Regions from separate parts of the Homo sapiens genome. Here region 1 is linked to region 2. A link is a loop called in an ENCODE intact Hi-C map of the cell type or tissue named here. Cell type or tissue: Caco-2. All regions are shown on one strand. Links, peaks and the distances in the headings refer to the core of each region. The heading gives the core; the rest is flanking DNA. Region 1 has its middle 35 kb from the start of FTHL17. Region 2 has its middle 47 kb from the start of TAB3.

What was found. A loop is a pair of places that touch in the nucleus more often than their neighbours do. Peaks named below come from ENCODE experiments on the same cell type or tissue, not always from the same donor. Only the 100,000 strongest peaks of a DNase experiment are listed, where the experiment ranks them.
Region 1: a loop joins it to region 2, with 20 times the contacts of the local background. A loop is called at or near these places in 4 of 110 quality-filtered maps.

The regions. Positions count from the first base shown.
Region 1 is chrX:31,033,243-31,041,419 of GRCh38, reverse strand. No RefSeq gene overlaps it. Among named protein-coding and RNA genes, the nearest start is that of FTHL17, 35 kb to the left of the region's middle. In Caco-2, for the core only: a CTCF peak has its summit at 4,371; a DNase peak (open chromatin) is centred at 4,319.
Region 2 is chrX:30,932,605-30,940,781 of GRCh38, reverse strand. No RefSeq gene overlaps it. Among named protein-coding and RNA genes, the nearest start is that of TAB3, 47 kb to the right of the region's middle. In Caco-2, for the core only: no CTCF peak of the experiment used is centred there; a DNase peak (open chromatin) is centred at 4,591.

The DNA.
Region 1 (8,177 bases), core at 3,268-5,767, 100 kb before region 2:
TTTTGGACTACTACCTGTAAAGCTGCTATAACTACTCACACACAGGTTTTGGTGTGAACATAAGTTTTCATTTCTCTAAGATAAATGTCCAGATGTGTAATGCTTGCTAGTCATGTAGTAAGCATATGATTAATTTTTAAGGAACTGCAATGCTGCTTTCTAAAGTGGCTGTACCATTTTACATTCTTACCAACAATGTGTGAAAGATTCAGTATCTCTGCATTCTTCAGCAAATGTTAATGTCAGGTGTTGCCAGCAATTGTTGTTATTTTAGCCATTGTAATGCAGTGGTATCTCATTGTGGTTTTAATTTACATTTCCCTAATGGTTAGCGATGGTGAAAAATTTTTCATGTGTTTATTTTCCATCGATATATCCTCTTAGCTGAAGTTTCTGTACAAGTCTTTTGTCCACTTTTTAATTGGACTGTTTATTTTCTTACTGTTAAATTTAGAGAGTTCTTTGTATATTCTGGATAGGAGTCTTTGTTGGACATGTGATTTGCAAATATTTTCTCCCAGTTGGTGACTTGTCTTTTATCCTTTTAACAGGGTCTTTTTCTAAGCGAAAGTTTTTAATTTGATGAAGTCCAGTGTGTCCAGTTTTTCTTTTGTGAATCATGCTTTTGGTGTCATATGGGCTGAATTTTTCTTCAGTGGATGGAAATGCTGCCATTAATGATAATAGATTCCATGTATTACACACTTACCAGCATCTGGGAATTGTGCTAAGCCCTTTATAAGCATCATCTAATTTCATCTTTACCTCAGCTCTATGAAGTCCACATGATGACCCGCATTTTTACAAATGTGGTGGCTGAATCTTAGCAAGGTCAGTCACTTGCTGAAGCTCACATAGTAAGCATTTAGTCAAGTCTGGTTTCAAACTCAGGTATATCTAACTCCAAAGTACGCTGTATCCAATGATGAATTAGGAAAAAAGATTCCCAATCCTAAGTTCTGCCCCTTTGCTTTGCTTTCCCAAAAATGGAAGTGGTTAGTGAGGGAGGCCCAGCCAAAACAGATGAGATGCAGCAAGAATCAGTGATCATCATATCTTAAGTTTTAGGTTCTCAAACTTCAGGTCTATGAGACTCACTTGTGGGAAATGGTTAAAAATGCAAATTCCCAAGCTCTTAGCTTAAAGATTCTAGTGCTGCAGAACAGGAATGGGGCCCAGGAATTTGTGTTTTTCCAAGTATCCCAGTTGATTCTGACAGACCTTTGAGAAATTCTAAGTATCTAAGTTTCCAAATGCACATGATACTGCAGCAGCAACATATGGAACAAACTGATTCGAAAGCTCAGGCTTGTGTCTTCCCCAACATACAGCAAAGTTAAAACAGCTGGTTGATTTGATTAAAATGATCAAATCAGCTTTTGACAGTATTGTTCGGTAACTTTAGTTAAAACAGGCAAGTCAGAAAATTCTCTATATGGCCGGGCGCAGTGGCTCATGCCTGTAATATGAGCACTTTGGGAGGCCGAGGTGGATGGATCGCGTGAGGCCAGGAGTTCGAGACCAGCCCTGGGCAAAATAGTAAAATCCTGTCTCTACAAAAAATACAAAAATTAGCCGGGCATGGTGGCGCATGCCTGTAGTCCCAGGTATTTGGGAGGCTGAGGCACAAGAATTGCTTGGAGGCGGAGGTTGCAGTGAGCCGAGATTGCACCACTGCACTCCAGCCTGGGTGACAGAAGTGAAACCCTGTCTCAAAAAAAAAAAAAAAGAAAGGAAAAGAAAAAGAAAATTCTGTATGCCATCATTCCAACATTAAGGAATGACAGCTCAATAACAATGATAATGATGACCATAATAACAGTCTGATCCAATGACATGGGCTGTGCCAAATCTCATTATGAATCTTTTGTTAACCTGGGCCCTATTGCTTTCAATATTAGATGATGTTTAAGTTTCCTTCACGCTCTAACAACCTATAATTTTACTTTGAGGTTTAAAGACAAGTGCATATCACTGTGAACCGGGAGCCTTGACACTAAGGAGAAAGAGCAGAGAGGTAAAGTCAAGATATTCAAAAGGAAGAAGAGGAAAGGAGAGAGGAGAAGAAAGGGTACCTTTGACGCAAAGCTGCCAACTCTTGGAAAAAAAGGGTAGACCACAAAAGCATGCACACATGCACAAAACCCTCATTATTTTTCAGCTACCGCCTATCTAGATCAGCTGCTGTTAAGCCCTGCATTGCTGACATGAGTCAGAAAAGTATATGCTGTAGTCTAGCCGAGATTAGGGGGTTTGCTTTGTATTACACCAGCTTCCAACTACTATTTCACTGCAGCAAAAATGACAGATGAGGGAAAAACACCCCACCCTACAACCTACGGTGGTGTTTAACATAGGAGATGTGCTCCATCTGCTGGTAGAGACGATGACCACAGGCAGAGAGGCAAATACCATAAAACAGAATAAAGACACTCATTTTAAACTGGATTCTGATTGTTTAGATAAAAAGGGCACCTTTTCTTTAAAACACACACACACACACACACACACACACACACAAGAAAGAAGAAACAAAGAATTAAAATCATGACATTTACAAAGACAGAAGCTATGAAGGAAAAGGGGAAACAGACTGGACAGAGATACAGTGGGAGAAGAAGCATAAAAAATAGGCAAGAAAGTGCTGAAATAGCAAAACTGCAGGAAACAAGCTATTTGCTCATCACTTTAACACAGAAGCTTTTTTAAAAACCCCCACAGGATCTGGAAATAATATGCCACGTGCCATGTTGTAGATGCTTCATTTATATTATTATAAGAAAATATTTTGTAGGGATTCTATCCACATTGACACGATTCACTTGAGTAAGGCCAAGTCTTAATATAGAATCATTATACATTTTGTCATTGTCTGGGGATGTACAGACAATAGTGCTGACACTGAAAGTTCGCAGCAATTTGGAAAAGACTGGAGGGGTTGAGGCATGACCAGCCCTTCTGTGCCTCTTGTGCATATAGTTGGGTCTCTAATGACAACAGCTGTTGCCTACCAAGCCCGTCACTCTTTCCAATCATGATTCTTAGGCGTCTAAAGAATCTGATACTTTTTTTTCTCAAACAGAGCTATGTGCTTTTTGACATGCTGATGAATATTTGACCATCACTTCTCACTTACAGGCATTGACAGTGCAAGTCTGCAGTGTATTCTACAAACAACTTTTTTCACATCTCATAGACTTGCCTTATCAATTGGTCTTGTAGCTTCTCAGGATAAAGAAAGCAGAAAAAGGAACACTTAGGATCTACTAGGCACCGGGCTCAGTGCTTCATAGGCTAGTCATTTAATCTTCACACCAGTCTTATGGGAGTCTTTCCAATTGTCCTTATTTTGAAGCTGTCAAGACAAAGCCTCAGAGAAATTAAAGAATTGCCCAAATGCTATTAACTCATAGATCTGGAAAGCTGACCAAAGGAAATATCATGTGTGGACTTTCTAGCATGAAAATACGCCATGCTGGGAACACTCAGTATCATAATAGAAGCCAGTATTTCTCAACTTGTAGAGCTCAGGCCATGTGCATCAGGATTCCCGGAGTTCCTTGTCAAAAATGCAGACCCCTAATCCTCAGCAAACTGGCTGAATCTGAATCTCTGGTGGAGCCCTGGAATCTGCATTTTAACAAGTGCCAGGAGATGACACATTAAACAAGTGTCAGAGATTCTCATTAGATTTGGGAACCATCTGATATGAGATAAATGAACAAACAGAAAATCCATGCTGGGATACCAAAGATGTGGTTTTAGAATTAATGGCATGGCAGAGGCTTTCTCTATTTTTACAGTTCAGGCTGCTGTGCCATGGGGCACAAACATTATTGCTTGTTACCTGGTTAAACTACTCAGATTCTCTGAGCCAGTTTACTCATCTGTGGAAAGGGAATCATAGCTTTTGTCTCACATAGCTATAGTGAGGTTTAATGCATGTGAAAACACTATAAATTCTAAATAGCTCTGTGGTAAATTGTAAAATATGATAAAAAATTCTCCTGCCCCCTACATCCATACCCTTGCAAGATTGATGTCACAGCTCTTCCCATCAAGACGCGGGGCACTTGCCTCTATTTTCTGAATCTGGACTAAGTGATTTGCTTTGACCAGTGGAACAACAGCCAAGCAACATGACTCAAGCAGAGGCTTGAAGACTCTTGCATTTTGGGGTTTGCCCTCTTCCTGTGCTTGAGATCCTGAGGCCATCATGTGACTGAGTCTCAGTTAGCTTTCTGGAGGATAAAAGGCCACTTCAAAAAGAACCACAGTCAGCCAGCTAACAGCCAATATCCAGCCAACTGCCGGACACATTAAGTGAGGCTATTCTGGCTCATCTGGCCACCTGCTGGAACTTCCAGCTAACTGCAGACTGATGAAGGAAACCAGCAGAAATCAGTAGAGCCAGACTAGACCAGAAGAACTTCCCAGGAAGCCTGCCAAATTATGAGCTAAATGATTGTTGCTTAAAGCCACCATGTTTTGGGAAAGCTCGTTACACAGCAAAAGCTAACAGACGTAGGTTCAGGCACATGCTACTATTTAAGTTATCTAGTATTTTGAGCATGGGTTCTGCGGTTTTCACAGACATTGCCCAGAAGTGCAGACTACAGATGAGCAGACATGAATGCACAAATTTTCAGTCAAGTTATTTCATTCTATGGGCACAACGCCTACCGGAAATTGTTTTACAATATCTCCTGAGCGAAGCATCCTATAAGTAGCAGGGAGGTGGAATGAAAGAACCTCTCCCTATTATCCTAACTCATTGTTTTCATAAAAGAAGTTCAGCAGCCTTATACAGAAGGACAAATAACCTAACTTTTCTCCAAGCTGACTGTCAATAATAATCTAACTCCACAAAAGCATGCATAATCTGCTGCATACCTTCCCGTGCACACACTTTCAACACCCTCCTGCTGGCACCAAGATAAATGGCTTCATCAAAGGCAGCCATGGAGCCTTGCAACCTGTTGAGGCAGAAAAGCTTCCTAGGGGATCAGAAACATCCTGATGCCTATATCAAACATCCTCACTGCCATGTGAAGCATCACTGTGCAGAATACATTAAATAAACCTGTAATGGTGAACAGGGCAGGATTGTCCTACGCCGTTCGCCCCGGGAGTCTTTATACTATGATTAAATGCCTTTGATAGGCATTTTCAAAGTGTGTTGTTCCTCTTGCTAAGTATGTTTGGCGAGAGAACACCATCATCTGGAAACAGTATCTGAGGGATCTCATTCAGTGAAACAAGGTGCAAGTGTTTTCTGTCAAATCCATTTTCTACAACCTGAAAAGTAAGCATAAAATCAAGAATTTTTAAACCTTTCTTTCATTCTCTCAATAGATTTAGAAATCGTGCAATGAATCAATACAGCCGTTTCACCATTCATTTGACGTAGAGCAAATTGCAACCCACTCTGGAAGTAAGTGGCTATTTGCAAGGCTGATGCACCATATTCCAATCACATACTCATTCTGCACCCCACACACTTTATTAGATGGTTTGGTGGCTATTGTTGTTTGAGAATAACCACATAACCCATTTTCTTAAATCTATCTGTAAGCTGTGTTGAATCAGGTTGATATCTTAGAATGCCACTGGGTAATCCAAAATAAGTCTCAGGCTCCTTCTGCTTATTATGCACAGGATTGAATATGTTCACTTACACTGTAGAATCTCAAATGCCCTTTTGAAAGCCTAACAGATTTTCTGGATATAATTTGGAATTTTAAGCTTCATTCAAAAAAAATCAAAATTAGTCTAAATAAAAAATCACCATTAAGTCAATTAATGTGAGTTCTAGAACCAGGATCTTACTGAAAATTTGCTCATATCAGATCAACTGCCACTGAACCATGGTTAGTTAACAATAAGCTTTTATTTGAAAAGTAGATAATAAAAACCAACTGAAGTTGTGGTAGAAATATTTAGGTGCTGGATACAGTCCTGTGGTTGGAAGTGGTCCAGGCAACAAATAATGAATCCCCACCAGAAGGAAATGAATAACCAGTAGAGAATGAAGAAATAGAGAAAACCATCATGTGGGCACAACCAGAGGAGAGAGAGGCAAGCAGATGATATTTGAAGCCATGAGCATGGTGAGCTCTCCCCCGAACATTTATAGAGTGACAATAGAATATTGCTAAGGACAGCACTCCAAGGAGCATCTCTACTAAAAGTATAGGAGGAATATACTCAGTATGAGAGACAAGTGGCCAGATAGGTAGGAGGAAAACCTGGGTGCCCTGTATCACCAAACCAAAGGCAGAGAATGTTTCAACACAAAGAAGATGCCAAGAGAGCAAGTAAGGAATTAGAGGAAGGAAGTCTATTGAATTTAACAAGAAAAATTATTAGTGACTTTGACCAGAGCTGTTTTTGTGGTATGGTAAGCTCAGAGATGAGACTGTAGTGGGTCGAGGAGTCCATAGTAGGTAGAAAATGAAGAAAGCAAGAGTAGACAATTGTTTTAAGAAGTTTAGCCATAAAACATGTGGGAGAAAATGGAAGAAACGGAAGAAGTAACAAGAAGAGAACATAGGATTGGGAAGCCATGCTAAGAGTGGGAAAGGCTTAAGTGTTTCTAAATGTTGACAGGAAGGCACCAGTAGTCAGAGAGGCTGGAGACAGGTGTTCGAGATAGAGACAGAAGAGAAAATGGATGATAATCTGGAGATGGTAGAAGAGGGGCCAGAACACAGAGGTAGAATTACTCTCAGATAGGAGGAGGGACACCTCTTCCATCCTTACAGGAGGGAAAAAGAGAGAAGGGTATAGTTGCAGAGATATTTATACGTCTGGCAGCCAAAAATTTTGTGCACTCCCACCTGATGACTTTTTTCTCAGTGAAGTAGGAACCAAGATACTTCTGCAGAGATTAAGGGGGAGAAGCGAGACCAGAGGTATGATGAGGGTAGAAAAAGTGGAGACTAAGAAGGAGCTAGTTGACTAGGAAACATGAAGGGATTCCTGGATGCATGGAAGGTGGCCTCAGGTGAAGTTAGATGTCATGGATTTATGGCGACACCAGTGGTGTGATTTTCTCCAGCAGTGCTCAGCTGTCTACATATAAGCAAAAAGCAGGAAGGTGGATTTATCCAAGAGTAGAATTCATCCAAGAGAGAAACACTGATTTGTTAGACAGGCAATGGAACAACGTTGTTCAGAATCCTGGTGAAAGAGAGGTTACATTGATGGACCACAGAATTTAAGCTAGATGGAGAAGGGAAGATAGGAGGGAGCTGATATTATATAGGGGAAATTAGTAGGTCAAGTGAGGAGAGGTCACTTGAAGTTAACCAACAGGTGTGGTGGGAGTAACTGGGGGAGGGGAGACACTGAGATTGTTGTCAGAATGGGCTATGTAAACATAAGATGCCAGAGGTGATACAGTTCTAAGAGTGACGAGATCCAGAACAGGGCCATGGGGTGAATGACTGAAGGGGAGTGTAGGCACAGGTCATGGAAGAAGAGAAGATCCACAGCTTGAAATGATAAGGGTGGTTTGTTCTCTACATGGGGGGCAACCTTCATGGGATGATGGCAGGATTGGGGTGGACAGAAAACAACGGGTCATCACTGACTGAGAGGAAGTGGCAAGGAAGCTGGAAGATGACAAAGATGAGGAGATGCAGAGAGTGGCATAGTTGCACTGTGGGAGTCTCAAAAACCCAGAGGGTGGGGGACAGTCTGGAAGAAGAATGAAGAGGCAGGTGAGGGCCTGCATGCCTCACCTCCCAACCTCACACCCTGCTAGTGGGAGACGGAACACCTCCACTTGAGAGACCACAGCAACGGGGTTATAGCTAGGTCTGGGAGGAGAGTGAGCACGGATGTAGGAAGCTTTACTGTGGGAGAGGAGTTGCAAATGGTCTGGTAAAAGTGGTACAGTGTGAGTGGAGAGGAGTGGAAAAATACCTGGAAGGATTCACAGATCACAGCAAATCAGGACCAAAGAAAACTGTGATGTGTGGCATGGATGGTTTGGCTGGCTAAAAAGTTTTCAACATAACTTACTCCATCTTTCTTCTGGTAGCTGGAGAGAAGTGTTAGGGCTGGCTCTTCAGGTGTCTAGGTACCCTGCAGGTAAGCTTTAAGTTTACTTGTTGATATGGTTTGGGTGTGTCCCCACCCAAATCTCATCTTGAATTGTAGCTCCCATAATT
Region 2 (8,177 bases), core at 3,618-6,117:
AATGCTTCAACATAGATGAACCTTAAAAACATCGCTAGGTGAAATAAGTCAGACACAAAAGGACAAATATTGTGTGATTTCAGTTATGTGAGGTATCCACGACAGACAAATTCATAGAGGCGGAAAGTAGAATAGAGATTACCAAGAGCTGTGTGGAAACAGTAATTAGGAATTATTGTTTAATGGGTACAGAGTTTCTGTTTGGGATGGTGAGAAAGTTCTAGAAGTAGTGGTGAGGATTAGATAACATTGTGAATGTACTTAATGACACTGTACACTTAAAAATGGTTAAAATTATAACTTTTTATGTTGTGTATATTTTGCCACAATAAAAAAATTTTCAGAAAAAATGAGGGACATGGACTCTCTAATAGAGAAACAAATAATCTGTTAAGAGCCAGACAAAGATTTCAGTTGGTGTATGGGGATGGGAGGAATCTAGTAAGGCTTCATAGAAGACAGAATTACTTCAGCTGGGCATTGGAGAATTTCAAGCTGGATTTGGAGAGGAAGAGGACAGAGGAAAGGTGTATTTCAGGATGCGGAAGTGTGAACAAAGGCAGAGTCATAAAAGTATGTGGCATATCTAAGAAATGGTGATTAGCCTAGTTTACTCAACACATCTCCTGCTTTCCGTCGCTAGGGTTACTGATGGTATTCCTTTGGAACTACGTTGGGTGATTGCTAGTTGCTCAACACTTCCCAGCACCTGGGGCACAGAATACTCCTGCCTGGCTTAACAGGAGCAACAGTGACCCTCAGTCACTGCACATGAGGGTTTCTACTTTGTTCACACAAGAGGAGTTTATGTAACTATGCAACATACATCTATTACCTTTTTCAAGGGAGCATCATTGTGTTCTGGAGAATTTCATCCACCAAATCTTTTTATATATTGTTAGATGCATGGACAGATAATACTTCTGAAGTGTTAATCAGTATTTTTTTCTCCCTATTGCTGGCTCCTTTGTTTCTCCTTGTTCTAACAGATAGGTGAGTTCGTACATGCTGCCTCAAAGGAGGAATGAGACAGGGTGGTGTTTTAGATTGCTACAAAAGCTAGACATGACTCCTTTTCCCTAGACTAGGCATCGTTTTTTTAAATAATTTTTTATTATACTTTAAGTTCTGGGGTACATGTGCAGAACGTGCAGGTTTGTTACATAGGTATCCACATGCCATGGTGGTTTGCTACACCCATCAACTCGCTATCTACGTTGGGTATTTCTCCTAATGCTATCCCTTCGCTAGTCCCCCACCCCCGACAAGCCCCAGTGTGTGATGTTCCCCTCCCTGTGTCCACGTATTCTCATTGTTCAGCTCCCACTTATGAGTGAGAACATGCGGTGTTTGATTTTCTGTTCATGTGTTAGTTTGCTGAGAATGATGGTTTCCAGCTTCATCCATGTCCCTGCAAAGGACAGGAACTCGTCCTTTTTTATGACTGCATAGTATTCCATGGTGTATATGTGCCACATTTTCTTTATTCTATCATTGATGAGCATTTGGGTTGGTTCCAAGTCTTTGCTATTGTGAACAGTGCTGCAGTAAACATAAACATATGTGTGCATGTGTCTTTATAGTAGATTGATTTATAACGCTTTGGGTATATACCCAGTAATGGGATTGCTGAGTCAAATGGTTTTTCTAGTTCTAGATCCTTGAAGAATTGCCACACTGTCTTCCACAATGGTTGAACTAATTTACACTCCTATCATTTTGATCCTTTAAAAATCAGCAAGACATGGCCGGGTACAGTGGCTCATGCCTGCAATCCCAGCACTTTGGGAGGCCAAGGTGGGAGGATCCATTGAGCCCAGGAGTTTGAGACCAGCCTGAACAACATAGTGAGACCCCGTCTCTACTAAAAATAAAAAATTTGCCAGCCATGGTGGTGCATGCCTGAGTCCCAGATACTCGGGAAGCTGAGATGGAGGATTGCTTGAGCCCAGGAGGTTGAGGCTGCAGTGAGCTATGACCATGCCACTGCACTCCAGCCTGGGCAGCAGAGCAAAACCCTGTCTCAAAAAAAAAAAAAAAAAAAAAATCAAAACAAGTTTCTGAACATCAGGAATCAGGTGTGTTTATCTGTGAGTGTGATTTTGATATTAACTTTTTCTTCGCTGTCCAAGATAATTGTAAGTGACATCGATAGCGTATTATCTCTTTAGCTGCAGTTTCCGCCCTTCTGCTGAAAATTAACTTAACCTTCTCACCTCTGAGCTGTTCTGGGTCAGGAGCTGCTTTAGCTCATCTGGTCTCAAGAATGGATTGACCACATTCCATGGCCAAGCCCTGTAGGTCCGCCTGGTACATTCTTTGAAGGAGAGAGATGTTCTGATCATTTTATGACTTGTCCTGGGGCAAAAATGAAGAGCTAGAGGGACAGCCAAACTGACCTTCATGGCTGATCAAGTGCTAGTCTCTCTGTAGTGACTGCATCAAACAGGAAGTGAACATAAGTTCTGAACACATCTTTTTATAGTAGAAAAAAATCCAACCATTGTCTAGCTAAGTGATCAAAACTAACACCGGCAATAAAGGGCAAGCAGATACGCTGTGCCTCCAGATGAGATACCTGGATAGGATGTAACCTCACTGCATTGCTCTAAAGTGACAAACTTAACCTTAAAAACATCCACTGATTGCTTTCGGAAAATGTGGGGCCTACTTGTAGTTAGTTCCCTTGGTAGAAAGATGTACCCTCCCAGGCCCGGCGCGGTGGCTCTCCCCTGCAATCCCAGCACGTGGGGAGGCCAAGGAGGGTGGACCACTTGAGGTCAGGAGTTCGAGAACAGCTTTGCCAATGTGGTGAAAACCTGTCTTTACTAAGAATACAAATATTAACTGGGCATGGTGGCGGGAGCCTGTAATACCAGCTACTTGGGAAGCTGAGGCAGGAGAATCACTTGAACCCAGGAGGCGGAGGTTGCAGTGAGCCAAGATTGCGCTACTGCACTCCAGCCTGGGTAATAGAGTGAGACTCAGTCTCAAAAAAAAAAACAAAGAAGAAAAAAGAAAGATGTACCCTCCCTATATCCATCCCAAAGCAGTGCTTCTCAAACTTTAGCATGCTTGCCAATCACCTGGAGATCTTGCTCAAATGCAGATTCTGGTTCATTAGATCTGGAGTGGTGCCCCACATTCTGCATCTCTAACAAGCTCCTAGGTGATGTGGCTGTTGCTGGTCTGCAGGCCAAACTTTTTAAGTAGCAAGGTCCTAAAGCAGTGGTTGCAATGATTCTCAAAGTGTGGTCCCCAGACCAGAAGCAACAGCATCACCTGGGAACTTGTTAGAGATATAAATTCTCAGACCCCACCGCAGACCTACTTACTTACTGAATCAAACCCTGGGTGTGTCCAGCCAGAGCCGGAACTAATGTTAGGAAAGGAAGTTGCCTAGGGCGCAAAATGTAAGGAGGTACCCACTCAGAGTAGTGCAAGTGCAGTGTGTGAGAGTGTGTCAGCCCTGAGACAGAAATCTGTTTGACAGTCCCTCCTGGGGATTCGGATGCCTGCTAGAATTTGAGAACTCTTGTCACCTTTCTTCTCAGTAAATCACCTCACTGCTATAGCAGCCTGGTTGTATCTATATCATCTGGGCTCCAATTGAGACCTATTGAATCAGAGCATTTGGAAGTAGAAAAATTTTCATCTGGTTAGGGGATGTGAATAAGAATGCCAGTCAAAGAGCTGTTTGTCACAACAAGGATATATAAAGGAAAACAAATATCAGCTATGATGCATTGGATAAGCAAAAGGTGTGGAGGCATATGGCAGTTAGAAGTACAAAGCTAGATGTATCATAGAGCTATGCAACAAGATCTTAAAGAGTTGGACAAAAATGGCAAGAAACGTGATTTAGAGCAATATACCATTTATCCAAATTGAAAATTCATATTTTCAAACACTATTATAATAAAGATACATAAATAGGGTACCAGAGGGGAAGTGGAATGGGAGTGGAACCAAGGATAAGGTCCCCTTTACACTTTGGAACCCAGTAATCCAGTAAATATTATGATGTTTCCCACCCCTAGATCTTTATTCATGCTGTGCCACTCTTTTGATCTTTCTTCACCTGACTAACTCCTCTTGATTCTTTTCAATTCAGCTCAGGTGCTATCACATCAGGACAGTGTCTCTGACCTCTCTGGCTGGGTTAAGTTTACCCGTTGGCTTTCATAGCACTGGGCTATTTAGTCATATGACATTTTATTAATACTAGAATCATTGGTCTGTGTGTTTTTAAGCCTCTCCAGCCCAAGAACCTGCTCTTACCACGTTTAATAGCTTAGTACCTGTCAATATTGCATCTGCAACTCAATAGGTTCTTGAATGTGGTAGGGCTTAACCTTAAAGCGGATGTAGTAGGGCTTAACCAGCACTAGGAATATTATTTAAATCACTTACACAAGACCTTGTACTGAAAGGACTTAAGGCAGCACTTGATAACTAAACTTCAGAGAAGGGGAAGGTGGAATTTCACTGTAACAAGCCAGCAGCAAAAGCAGTCCCCTGCAGCCACAGGGATCCATCATGGCTGCCTCTCTGGACAGATCATGATCCGGAGCCCAGAGCCTGCAATTCTGGCTGTGGCTGGTCAGCAAATGATCTTCATCTCTGCCTTCTACTGCCATCTCCAGGGGACTGGTTGATTTTCACCCAGCTGCTGGCCTCCAGCTGCTGGGAGAAAGTCACAGCTCTGAAATAAAACCACCTTCATGAATGATAACTCATTCTAACCCCTTCTCTTCCAGGTCTCTGAGAGAGGTATTGCAAACCCCACGTTTTCCTGTCAGGTAGAGACCAGAAGACCATTTTCTACTGTGTACTCATGTACAGCAAATAATTTCTGAAAGTATAGCCTCATAAGAAAACTCCTAAAATACAAATTGCCATTGCAGAACCAGGGAGTTTTTTTGAGAGATTAATGTAGAGAATTGGAAAGTCCATGTCTTAAAAGATTCACAAACCTTCCCTTAAGAAAACATTTGCAATTATAGTTATGTTTCCCTCCCACAGAAAGGAAAATAAATGTTTCATTTAGAGCAATCTTAGAATAAAAAGACACCTGAAACAATCTAAAATGAATTTGCCTATTTCCTGAATTTTCTTCAGTTTTATATCATTATGTTTCTAAAAGAATCATCATAAAGTTTTGGTTATTTTTTTAACACAGCAAGTTATTCTTGCTTAATAGAAAACCACAGTTTGGTAAAATCTAAATTCAATTGGCTAGAAAAACCTTTCCTATAACCTGTAAAGTACTCTTTCAAAATGAGTCAAATAATAATCAGGAGAAAAGAATGGGATAATCACTAGAACAGGATTTCCTAGCTTCAACACTATTGATATTTTGGGTAGGATTATTCTATCTTGTAGAGGTAGGGAGAGAGGGCTTTTCCATGCATTGTGGGATGTTTAGCAGGATCTCTGACCTCTACCCACTAGATGCCGGCAGCGCTCACCCACCTCCAGTCATCAACAATGTAAATATCCCCTGGATGAGGGAGTTGAGAACCACTGCACTAGAATGAGACACAAAGCCATTCACAGATAAGATGGAGTCTGTAAATTAGAACGTGAGACGGAATGCACAAACCTTTCCCCTAATGTAAACCCCAAGGATTTGACTTTCTAATTTGAAAGTGTCGAATTTGTTAAAAACTGTATTTGGGAGCAAATCCTTCTTATTATATAATAACAGTTCAAAATCTAGCCGAGAGACACCTAACAGAGGAAGTCTATCTTTCAATAATTAATATAGTCTTTCACCAAAAAAAAAAAAAAAAAAAAAAACCGACCCTTCGATTTTGGCTTCTAACAAATATGACCCAAGATGACAAAAGAGATATGTTGACCTCAGTGAACAAGCTTAGCCATTCTTGAAAAGAAATCATTAGAAATTTTGAATGCAGTAATTCATTATAAAATGTCTGTGGTAGGCAGAATACTGCCCCTCCCCACCGGCTAAGATGTTTGTATCCTAATCTCCAGAACCTGTAAGGCAAAAAGGACTTTACAGATGTAATTAAATTAAATAGATGGTGAGATTAGCCTGGATTATCTAGGTGGGCTCAATGTAAGCACAAGAGCCCTCATAAGGGAAAGAGGGAGGCAGGACAGTCAGAGAAGATGTGATGACAGACACAGAAGCTAGACTGATGCGATTGCTGGCTTTGAAGCTGGAGGAAGGGGCCATGAGCCAAGGAATGCAGGTGGCCTTGAGAAACTGGAAAAGACAAGGAACAGTCTCTCCTGGAGCCTCCAGGAATAGAATTCAGCCCTGATGAAACCTTAAGTTTAGCCCAATGAGACTCTGACCACCAGACCTGTAAGATACTAAATTTGTATATTTAAGCCATTAAATACATGGTACTTTGTTATAGCAGCAATAGAAAACTAGTACAATGGCTGTCTACGAGCACAGCACCATCATGGGGAAAATCCAACAGGATTATTGTGTTTTGTGAAGCCAGGAAAGGGAAGCCATTTCTTAATTTTTATAACCATAATTGGTATTTTAAACCATAGAGACCTCATACAATACAATGATGCACCATTTCGCCCTAATAATAGCTTAAATGTATATAGCTTTTAGGTGTCAGACACTAAACTAAGGGTTTTAAATGTGATAATTCATTTAATTATCACAACAATATGATTAAAATGCCTTCATTATCCTCCCGTTGCTGACGAGGGAATAATTTCAAGCTCACACATGGCTAAGAAACGGCAGCACTATGCTTCAAATCCAGGCAATCTGGCTCCACAATCCAAATACATGCTACCCAGAGGAGATCTATGAAGTTCACGTGTGGAATGTTTAAAAAGCAAAGCCCTGGACTTCTACACCCAAAGAAGATACTTGACCATAAGTACTGTGGCATCTGTGTTTCCAAGTGCAAGGATATCTGCTGTTTTTGCCACACAACATGCTTGCCACCTCACATTGACAGTAGCACCTTAAGTTTCCCTTGGTCAACCCTTTTCCACATTGCATACAGTCTCCATGGGACTGTCAATCAAGATGTCCCACCCTTCACCTGGCCAATGCAATACAAACCAGACCAAGGCAATTCCCACCCGCCACATCTAGAAATTGAATCTTGGATTCTCCTTAATTCCTGCTACCCGATCCCTGGAGGGTCCCCGGTTCCTGTATTTTCTAATGCCTACTTGTTCAGCTTTTTCTCTGACTTCATGGGCAATTTCATATCCTTCCAATAAAGCCCTTTTTCATATAAATGTATACAAGTATGTTACTTTCTTCACACACACACACAAAACATAAAGTTGGCATTCAAGAGTCTTATTTGCTGAGAACCCAAACTGGATGTTGCCTTTCCCACCACATGAAAAGAGGCTGGAGCATTCATTTTATAGGCCTAGAAGAGGCAGAACGCAGGAAACTGATTAGATAATAGACAGAGCTCATAGTGAAGGAGGCTGAAGACTGCAGGGCCATGCAAATAAAATGAAGCTGCAGTTCAATGATCAGTCAGGAGCAGTTTGGAAAGTAGACGATTTTTCCTTAGTAATTACTGTTGCATAGACTATGTATCTAGAGTAAACTACGAGCAATGATTCAACCATCCCAGCATCCACTAGTATGACAACAAACAGTAAGGGATGCATTGAACCTAGATAATGCAAGCAGTGAAGTGAGCATTTTGCTGGCATAATGAATGCTTTTATTGTCTTCATGCACTGCTGTAGGTAGCTATCTCAATCCATTGGATACTGTTATTGACCATCGTAGCCAAGATGCTGTTGACAGAATTGACAAATCAAAGATTACTTCCAACAGAATATGACCTTAATAGGGCTTATTTACCTTACACGTACATATAAAAGTAAGACATGAATAAAACTTATTTTGGATTTCCTAAGCTTCTGCAAGCCTATGCATTGTTGCAATTTAAAAATGTTACATTGAGATAAATTTTCCCTCTGCAGTTACCTATTACATGTACAGCTAAAAAGGCACAGCCTCCAATCTCACCGTGTTAAGATTAAAAACTTTGAGATGATAAGCAGCTTCGCTGACCTGATTTTAACAGGTGCTAAAGTCACTTTCACTTGTCAGAACTTTTTTAATTACAAAAAGCTACATTTTTCCAATAAATGAAATGTCAAACGCTTTGAGATTGCCTGAGGCAGACTTTTTAAAG